Linked DNA regions of Mus musculus: region 1 is linked to region 2. The links are chromatin contacts, found by POLR2A ChIA-PET in ENCODE. All regions are on one chromosome and are shown on one strand. Each heading gives the region's core, a stretch centred on a gene start or an enhancer-like site at or near the end of the contact. The rest is flanking DNA. Distances are from core to core; before and after follow the strand shown.

What was found. ChIA-PET counts read pairs that join two places held with the same protein, here RNA polymerase II (POLR2A).
Region 1: POLR2A ChIA-PET joins it to region 2 with 17 read pairs in Patski. The contact joins the enhancer-like site here to the promoter of Stat3 in region 2. POLR2A ChIA-PET finds 5 or more read pairs at or near these places in 2 of 5 experiments (Patski and embryonic stem cell).

What each region holds. Positions count from the first base shown.
Region 1 is chr11:101,228,012-101,232,022 of GRCm38, forward strand. No RefSeq gene overlaps it. Among named protein-coding and RNA genes, the nearest start is that of Ezh1, 3.6 kb to the left of the region's middle. Within about 2 kb of position 2,398, at least 3 of the 3 ENCODE cell types and tissues checked have a DNase peak (open chromatin) inside an H3K27ac peak, as active enhancers do.
Region 2 is chr11:100,937,273-100,941,455 of GRCm38, forward strand. It overlaps Stat3 (signal transducer and activator of transcription 3), which reads right to left and starts at 2,268. Exons shown (of 24, transcript NM_213659.3): 1 at 1,984-2,268. It overlaps Gm46295 (a long non-coding RNA gene), which reads left to right and starts at 1,066. Exons shown (of 2, transcript XR_001780333.2): 1 at 1,066-1,214; 2 at 1,801-2,970.

The sequences.
Region 1 (4,011 bases), core at 1,148-3,647, 290 kb after region 2:
CAACTCCCCTAGCCACAATCCTTGAGGGCAGAGAGCAGCTTCCTAACAAAACTGCCTTTAATTAATATAATCTGGCTTGAATTGGCTCATTTCACCGGCAGCAGAGAAATAACCTATCAATAGGTAGGTAGATTTTTATGAGTTCGAGGCCAGCCTGGTCTACAGTTAGTTCCAGGACAGCCAGAGCTACATAATGAAACTCTGTCTCAATAAATGAATACAGAAAGGAAGGAGGGATGGGAGGAAGGGAGGGAGGGAAGGACAGAAGAAAGAAAAGAAAAAGAGAGAGAGGAAAACCAACCTTTGGGTTTCTAGGCCAATGAGCTGGCTCAAAGTAAAGGTGCTTTCTGTGCAAGCCTGGTGACCTGGTGACCTAGGCTTAATCCCCACAATCTACACAAAAGTGAAAGGAGAAAAGCAACTCTACAAAGTTAATCCTGGGACCTCAAAAGTGGCCATGGCACTCCCACCCACCCACGCACACCCACTGCTGCTGCTGCTGCTAGTAGTAGTAATAATAATGATAATAATAAATTTAAGCCGGACGTGGTGGCACATTCCTTTAATCCCAACATTTGGGAGGCAGAGGCAGGTGTATTTCTGAGTTCGAGGCCAGCCTGGTCTACAAAGTGAGTTCCAGGACAGCCAGGGCTACACAGAGAAACCCTGTCTCAAAAAACCAAAAAAAAAAAATAATAATAATAATAATAATAATAATAATAATAAGTTTAAAAGCAAAAAAGCCATTTTATTGTTTTCCTCTTGTATCTATTTGTCCAATAACCAATTAACTTAAGTATTCCTTTATGCTGTTTTGGGTCTTTTTTCTTCTCTGTAACCTTGGCTGTCCTGGAGCTCACTCTGTAGACCAGACTAGCCTCAAATTCAGAGATCTGCCTTCCTCTTGCCTTCCAAGTACTGAGATTAAAGGTATGTGCCACCATTGCTCGGCATTCCCTTATAATGTTTAATCAATCTAAGGGACAGCCTGGGCTTTCGGCGTTGTAAAAACATTTGAAGTAATTATAGAATGTAGCCAAGTTTGAGACCCACTGCATTGCATTTATAATTAGTGAAGTGTTGCCAGAGACAGAATCTCTGAAGTGATAGAAATAAGATTGAGCCAAAGGTGCAAGAACACAGGCAGAGGTTTCCTGGATTTCAGTTCAGGAGCAGAAAGGTCTCAGCACTGACCAAAGAGATCAGACATTTTCCCCAACAAAGAGGAATAAGCTTCTATTGATTCACTGGGGTGGGCTAAAGGGCCAGCCTCACCTTGCCTGGAGAAGGTCAGGTGCTTGACCGGATACAACTGCGACAAAAACATGAGACTGAGGTCAAAGAAATCACACACCAAGCTTTTAACAGGGAGAATGCTGAGCTAGGGGCCCTAGCTTCTTTGCCTTCTATCCTCTTGTGGCAATACCTGACTTTCTCAAAATAATGTGTGTTATCTACAGAGAGGTTGAGAAGATCTGAATATCCGAGAGACATAGTGAGAGATTTGGGAACCACCAACAGGCTGATAACTGAAGCCAAGGGAGGGGACCCGGCCTTGGGAGGTGTGCCAAGTAACAGCGGGAGATGCAAAAAGAAAGACATTTGAGCTAGCAGAGGCAGCACGGCTACAGGGATGTTTCTGAAGTGGCAAGAAAGGGGGTTGAAACGATTCCTGGGGCTATGGAGGATGAGAGTTGGGGAGCTCACCAGAGTCCCACCTCGTCATTCATCCTAGCAGTCTTCCTCTTTCACCCCCAATCTTACCCCTCTGTTCCTCACAATAATTGGCATGGCACTAACCACAAGGTTAAGTAAGCCTCGTCAGTGAAGGTCTATCCTTGTCATTATCCTCCAGAAGAAGGTTTATGGGGCGAAATGTTGCTTGCCAGTGTGTTCCTTCTTCTTGGGCTGGGCTAGGTATCCTCCCGCACCCCAACCCCCCAGATCAGGCACTTTCTCAGCTGACAATGTTCTTCCAGATACCATCAGCCAGCCTTTGTTTGGCCAGCTCTTCTAAATCTCTCTCTCTCTTTTTTTTTTCTTTTGCAACCCTTTAGGTCTTTGTTGGGTGTGGGCTGGTTACAATGACATCTGCTGACCAGTGGTCAGCAGCTGGACCTTTGAAAAGCCAGCATCTCAGCCTCCTCTCTTGGCCCCACCCCCAGCCACCCTCTCCTCTCTGTCCCACTCCCAGGAAGCTGCAGAGAGAAAGGAATAGCTGTGCCTGCTTCTGGCTTCTCACTCTGCATCTTGCTCTTAAATTGGAGGCCTCTGGGGCCAGGAGAAACTGGACACAGTGTGCCGAGCACTCTAATAGGACTGGTTCTTTTTTTTTTTTTTTCTGAAAGTTCCCCTATTGCGGAAAAATAAAATTATGTGTTTAATTTCTGAAACCCAATGCCTCATTTGCCTTGGCAGCCATTCTGCCTGGCTTGGCTGAGAGTCTGGCAACACAAGTAGACTGATTAATACCAGCTCAACTTGCTCCCTGGAGGAAAGTGTTATTTACTTGACTATTTTCTTAAATCCTCTTTAATTGACTTGTATTTCAATATAATCATATTGGTTTTAACATGTTCTGTCTCTGACTACCGGCCCCAATGAGGCCCAGAAGAGCTCCCCACTCTGTACGCCTTCATTCCCTTCACAAAGCAAGATTTTGTTCAACCCAGTGATTAGAAATGGAAGATCACGTGCTCTACTCCTCCTGGGATGGGCAAATTCTAAGTGAACTTTCATCCCGTTAGTCCTGGATCCCTGGTAAAAAGGGAAAGAGATGAGGCTTCTCAGAAGGTCAACAGGGCTTTCCATATTCTCCTTTCCTCCCTTCCGATCTGAGATCCCTTCAGATAGCAACACCACCCCTATGTCCTGACCCTCCCTTGTGAAGCCCCCAGGGATATCAAATAGCAAGTGTTGGAGGGGGACACAGAGGGACTGTGGAAAGATTGGGCCCCAGATTTCCCCAACAGTGAAGTGTAAACACAGCTGTGGAGATGGGAGTGAGGCGTCCTCCCTCCCCCAGTTCCCACCCAGAAGCAGAGAAAGGCTGCCTGCAGCGAGCAACCAAACAGGAAAACAAAGCAAGGCGCAACCTAAACGCCCAGCAGGAAGGTCACCAGAAACTGGGGCTGCTGCCCAGGACGTGGTGTGACCAGTGGAAGAGTCAGACCCCTCCCTGAATGCTTAGGGGCCAATACAATTCCAAAGCCAGTGGAGGTCTGGACATGATGGAGCCTGGAACCGTGGCTTGATTCTGGAAGCCTCTCTGTTGCTGGACACTTTGTCCTCTGAGCTCGGAAAACTCACTTTCTGCCTTCGGTACTTAGCCTCTGGCCCCTAGTGGCTTAGGGATAGTAAGAATGCATTTGATTCAGCAAGCAAGAGCAAGCCCACAATAAACCCTTGTCCGGGGCAGTTAGAAACTTCAACGCTGAGCCTCCAAGCCAAAACATTAAACAGGACTTCCTCAGCCTTTGTTAATTACGAAATAAATAATTCCAGCAGGAGGAGCTTGCCTCTTCAGGAGATTGCTTGATGGGGAGGTTGTGTGGGTGGGTGAGGAAGGACGGGCACTGTGGTACTCTAAAAGCTCCAACCCCACTGCTAGGCTGATGCTATACCCATCTCCCTCTCCAAGTTCAGCTCAGTTACTGCAGGACCTTGATCTCTCGGGACACACCTTTGGCATACCCCACCCCCCACCCCCGGGCAGCAGCAGGGTAGTAGCTCTGGTCAGCTGGACAGTTAATGAGCTGTGCTTCCTTTCTGGCCATCGGGAGCCTCAACCGTAAAAGTGAAATTGCAGAGCTAGAGAAAACAGAAAGAACAGCGGCTGACAAACATTAAGCTCTCCTGCGCCCGCCCAGGCCTATGCGCAATACTTTCTTTACAGGGATCCTCTCACTTCACATCGAGTCAGGAATATTCTTCTCCTCCTTTTACAGTTGAACAATTGAGGGCTTACAAGATTCTAGAACTTTCCCTCAGGCTGTGCAGCCATCAACTATA
Region 2 (4,183 bases), core at 1,018-3,517:
CAACAGGGAACATACTCACTCTAAATTGAAACTGAATACTTAAGCATGGACCAAGAAATATGTAAAAGGCAGACGTTAAACCATTGTAACTCACGATGCCTTAAGGCAAGTGTCTAGGCCTATTGGCCTCAATTTCCTTATCTACAAAATGAGGTTAGCATTCAGTGAGCCACCTAGCTATCTCTCAGCCCCTATCGAGAGCCTCATAACTGAGGATTATCTCTAAGTGGTTATTTGTCCCGATGAACTACAGATGAAAATAAAAGATTCATGAATCTGCTAATGGTTCTTTGTGGGGAGTGTGCTAACACTAAGAACAAACACTCCAACATTTTCATTATTATTATTCCAGATTCTCTTCCCAGTGGTTCTCCCCAAAAGCCCTAGGTTTGATTCCCAGGACCCAGGTGGTGGATCACAACCATCTGTCACTAGTTCCAGAAGCTCTGATGTCCTCTTCTGGCCACCTAGGGCACTGGGCACACACTGGCACAGACGTGCATGCAGGCAAAACACTCATACACATAGAACAAAGATAAATAAAGTCTAAAACTAAAAAAAAATTAAAAGATCCCGCTTAGTGTTCTGGTCCGGCACATGCAATAATGAAACAAACATGTTTCCTCAAGGAACATAGACATTATTTAATATAAAAAGAGAAAAAATGGCTGGCTCAAATCCTAACAGTCTAATTCCACATTAAAAAGAAGATAGAAGTGATTTATTGCTTTAATATATTCACGTCCATGCTGCACCTACACTGACAGCCCAACATTCACAATGCATACACAAATAAGCACTGTAGTAAACAGCAGGTATAAACTACACACACTCTGAATAAGGAAACTGAATAAGCACTGACAGTACCCATACACACATCAATTGATACAACCGAGGGATGTGGACCAGGTATGAAAAAAGTGACTTGAGCAACAGTCTGGATTTTGCCAACTTACCAATTTATAGCCACACACCCCCCAACAGGTAAAGTTTACACACAGAACTCAGCCAAGGCCAGCCTGTCTTTGTTTCCCTAGCTTCTGCTTTTACACAAGAGCTTGGCTATGAGACAGAAAACTCCCACTCTTGATTGGCTCACCCTGGCCTGTGCAATTAAGCAACACCACGATCCAGTAAATGCAATGGCTCAATTATTTATCGTCTCGTCGAGTTTACCAGGTGTTTATGAGAGAACAATGTCAAAGAGGAAAGAGGTTTGTTGCTCTTTAGAGCTGGTTTGGCCAGGGATTTATTTTGAATTGGGAAAAAAAAAAGTGTTCTTAACAAGGTGGGGGAAATCATAGCTTAACACAGAAAGAGATGGGAGAGAATTTAGAAAGGATACAAGTTTGTCAATTTTCTATAGGAAATCTGATTCTTAAGAAAAAAATCTAGCCAGTCCCAGAGGCTGGGGGGGGGGGGGGAGGGGGAGGGGGAGGGGCGGAGAGGCAGGAGGAGAGACACAACAGTTCCCACCTCCTAAGTGGGTACAGCTGACTACAGAAGGAACGGGAGCAAGGCAAAGAAAGTGGCTAGGCAAGGAACGGCCAGGCCCAGCACAGGGGCAGGAAGGAGGCTCCTTCTAACGCCTCCACCCCAATGATCTCCACCTGAGTGGCAGTGGCTCTGGTGGCCCGAACGTCCCTAGCCTCCGGGAGCAGTCACAGGAGGGCCGCTTCTGTCAGTTCTGTTACCCTCAGCCTAGAATGTCCTCCCCCCCACGGTCCTACACCCCCCAGAACTCCCCACTCTCTCTCCGCATCTCCCCCTCGAAACTTACAGCGTCCCTTCCTTTCCCAGGCTGGTTCCTGTCATCCGGACGTCAGTGCCGCCGGGACGACCCTGTGTGTCTCCTCCTATCCTCCTGCCCCATGTAAGTGTCCATTCACAGCTCTAAGCACCCCCACAGCTGACGAACCGTGGGGTCCCCCATGCCGTCCCCCGTGCCGTCGGGGAGGTGGCCCCACCCTGCACCCCCTTCACCTGTCTCCGGGGCTGAGGCCCGACTGGCCGGCCTGCGCTGACTCCAGGCGCGAGCTGCTGGGCTCCCGAGGGCCGCCTGGCCTCTCCTAGCCGACGCGGTCAGGCGACACCGAGCGGGGTTGTACCTCAGCGATCCGGTTAGGGCTCGTTCCCTCCGCCGCGACGTCGGAACCCCAGGTTCCCCCTCCCTGTCTACACTGCAGCTCCGGAAACCGCTGAATTACAGCCCCTCCAGCCAATCCCCACCCAGCCGCCACTGGCCAAGACACGCCTCCATGCATAATTAAGGAATGGCCAGCTGGCTAGGCCACCCTGAGGCCTCCGGGCGAGCGCTGTACTTCCTAAGCCCCGCCCACTAACCAATGAAAAACGCCTCTAGGAGAGAAGGCGGGGTCGAGAGCTCTGGGCACACCTCCCTGAGTTGGCTGTTCTGAGAGCTTTGTGCTCCTCCCTCCGCGACCAAGGGACGCGCAGAGGCCTAGCTTACAAAAAAGCCCGGGGGGAGGGAGGAGACATTAGCGGAATGTCCTGCTGAAAACTCAGCTGAGTTCCTGGCAGTGCGTGACGTCAAGACACTTTAAATGCCCTGATACGGCTCGCTTCTGCCCGCTCTCCCTTTTCCCGGCCCTTGGCACCACGTGGGGGCGAGTTTGTGAGCTCCTTACCACGTGGGAATCAGCCACTTAGGCGGTCCCCAGGTGTCACCCCACTTAAGCATTTGGGTTTGTGGAGACATCAAAAAAGAACATGGGCAACTCCTGGCTGCTCTGAACTTCAGTTCTGCGTGATTATGGGCATACACCCGGAAATATGACGTGGAAATAGAGTAATTACTAGATTGCGTGGGGGAGAATAGTGGCTATAACCCGGTTCTCTGTTCCACCATTTCAAACCTGAATCTCAACAGCAAGGCTGATTGGTCAGCTCACAGAAATGCAGAGAGCCTATGCATGACAGCTGACACGAATACACAGTACTTGCCATTTCCACGTGTGTCTGAGTTCTTTTTTTTTTAAACTGTTATACTGGGTCTTGAAATTCTGAAAGATAGTTTTGACCAACTTGTTTCCATTAAAAGGTACTTATTTTAGGAGCTAGAGGGATGCCTAAGTTAAGGGGACTGCCAGGCTGATCCTGGTAAAAATTCAAGTTCAAGTTCCAGCATCCCACAAGATGGCTCTTAGCCATTTGTAACTCCACTCTGGGGTCTGGGGGGGGGGGGGGGATCTGAAGCCCTCCTCAGGCCTCTGCCCGCAGCAAAGACACACACCTTGTGCAGAAAAACGTGCAGACAAAATTAAATCACTTTTAATTAGGCACTTAATTTTAAGAACTGAAGCTAACACACACAGAGAGAAAGCCCATAAAATATTCTGATGATTTTAGGATTCATTGTTAACATTAACTAGTCTTTCACCATTAAACTTAAATGTCCAATTGAGACAAACCAGTTCTTCCACACTTTCCCACTACTGCTTAACTAGAGTGGCAGGAGTTAGGAGTAACATCCATTTAGTCTTTTGGGGGGGGTCTTGACGCTCTTGAAATTATCTGACCTATTTCACGTCTTGTATGTTGGGAGTACAGATTTTACTGAGTTGGAATCAGCAGTTCATGGTACGTGTATATGCTTGGCTTTCTGTCATAGAGAATGAACTCTGCGTACTGCAGTGATTTGTATGTATATGTGATGGTAGGGACTTACAAGTACACCTATTGGTGTTTGTATTGCTGGTGATTAGCACAAAGAGAGATAAAGATAAAAATCTAAAATCTACAAGGGGCTGTTACCTCTCCACAAAGATAATCCCCCAATGGTATATTTTAAAACACAGCTAATATACACAGTTCAGGAAACTTCAGGTTTTTGTTTTCTTACTAGTATCCTGTTTTCTTGAGACAGGATCTTAGGATCTCAGAGATTTTTTTCCAGCCTCTATCTCCTGAGTGAGCTGAGATTGAAAACATTCCTCCCACACCTGTGGAAGGCTGCAGATTTTTCTGTTTTTAAAGATTTGTTTATTTATATGAGTACACTGTAGCTATATACTTCAGACACACCAGAAGAGGGCGTCAGATGCCCACTACAGATGGTTGTGAGCCACAATATGGTAACTGGGAACTGAACTTAGGACCTCTGGAAGAGCAGTGCTCTTAACTACGGAGCCATCTCTCCAGCCATGTCTGTTTGTTTCTCGAG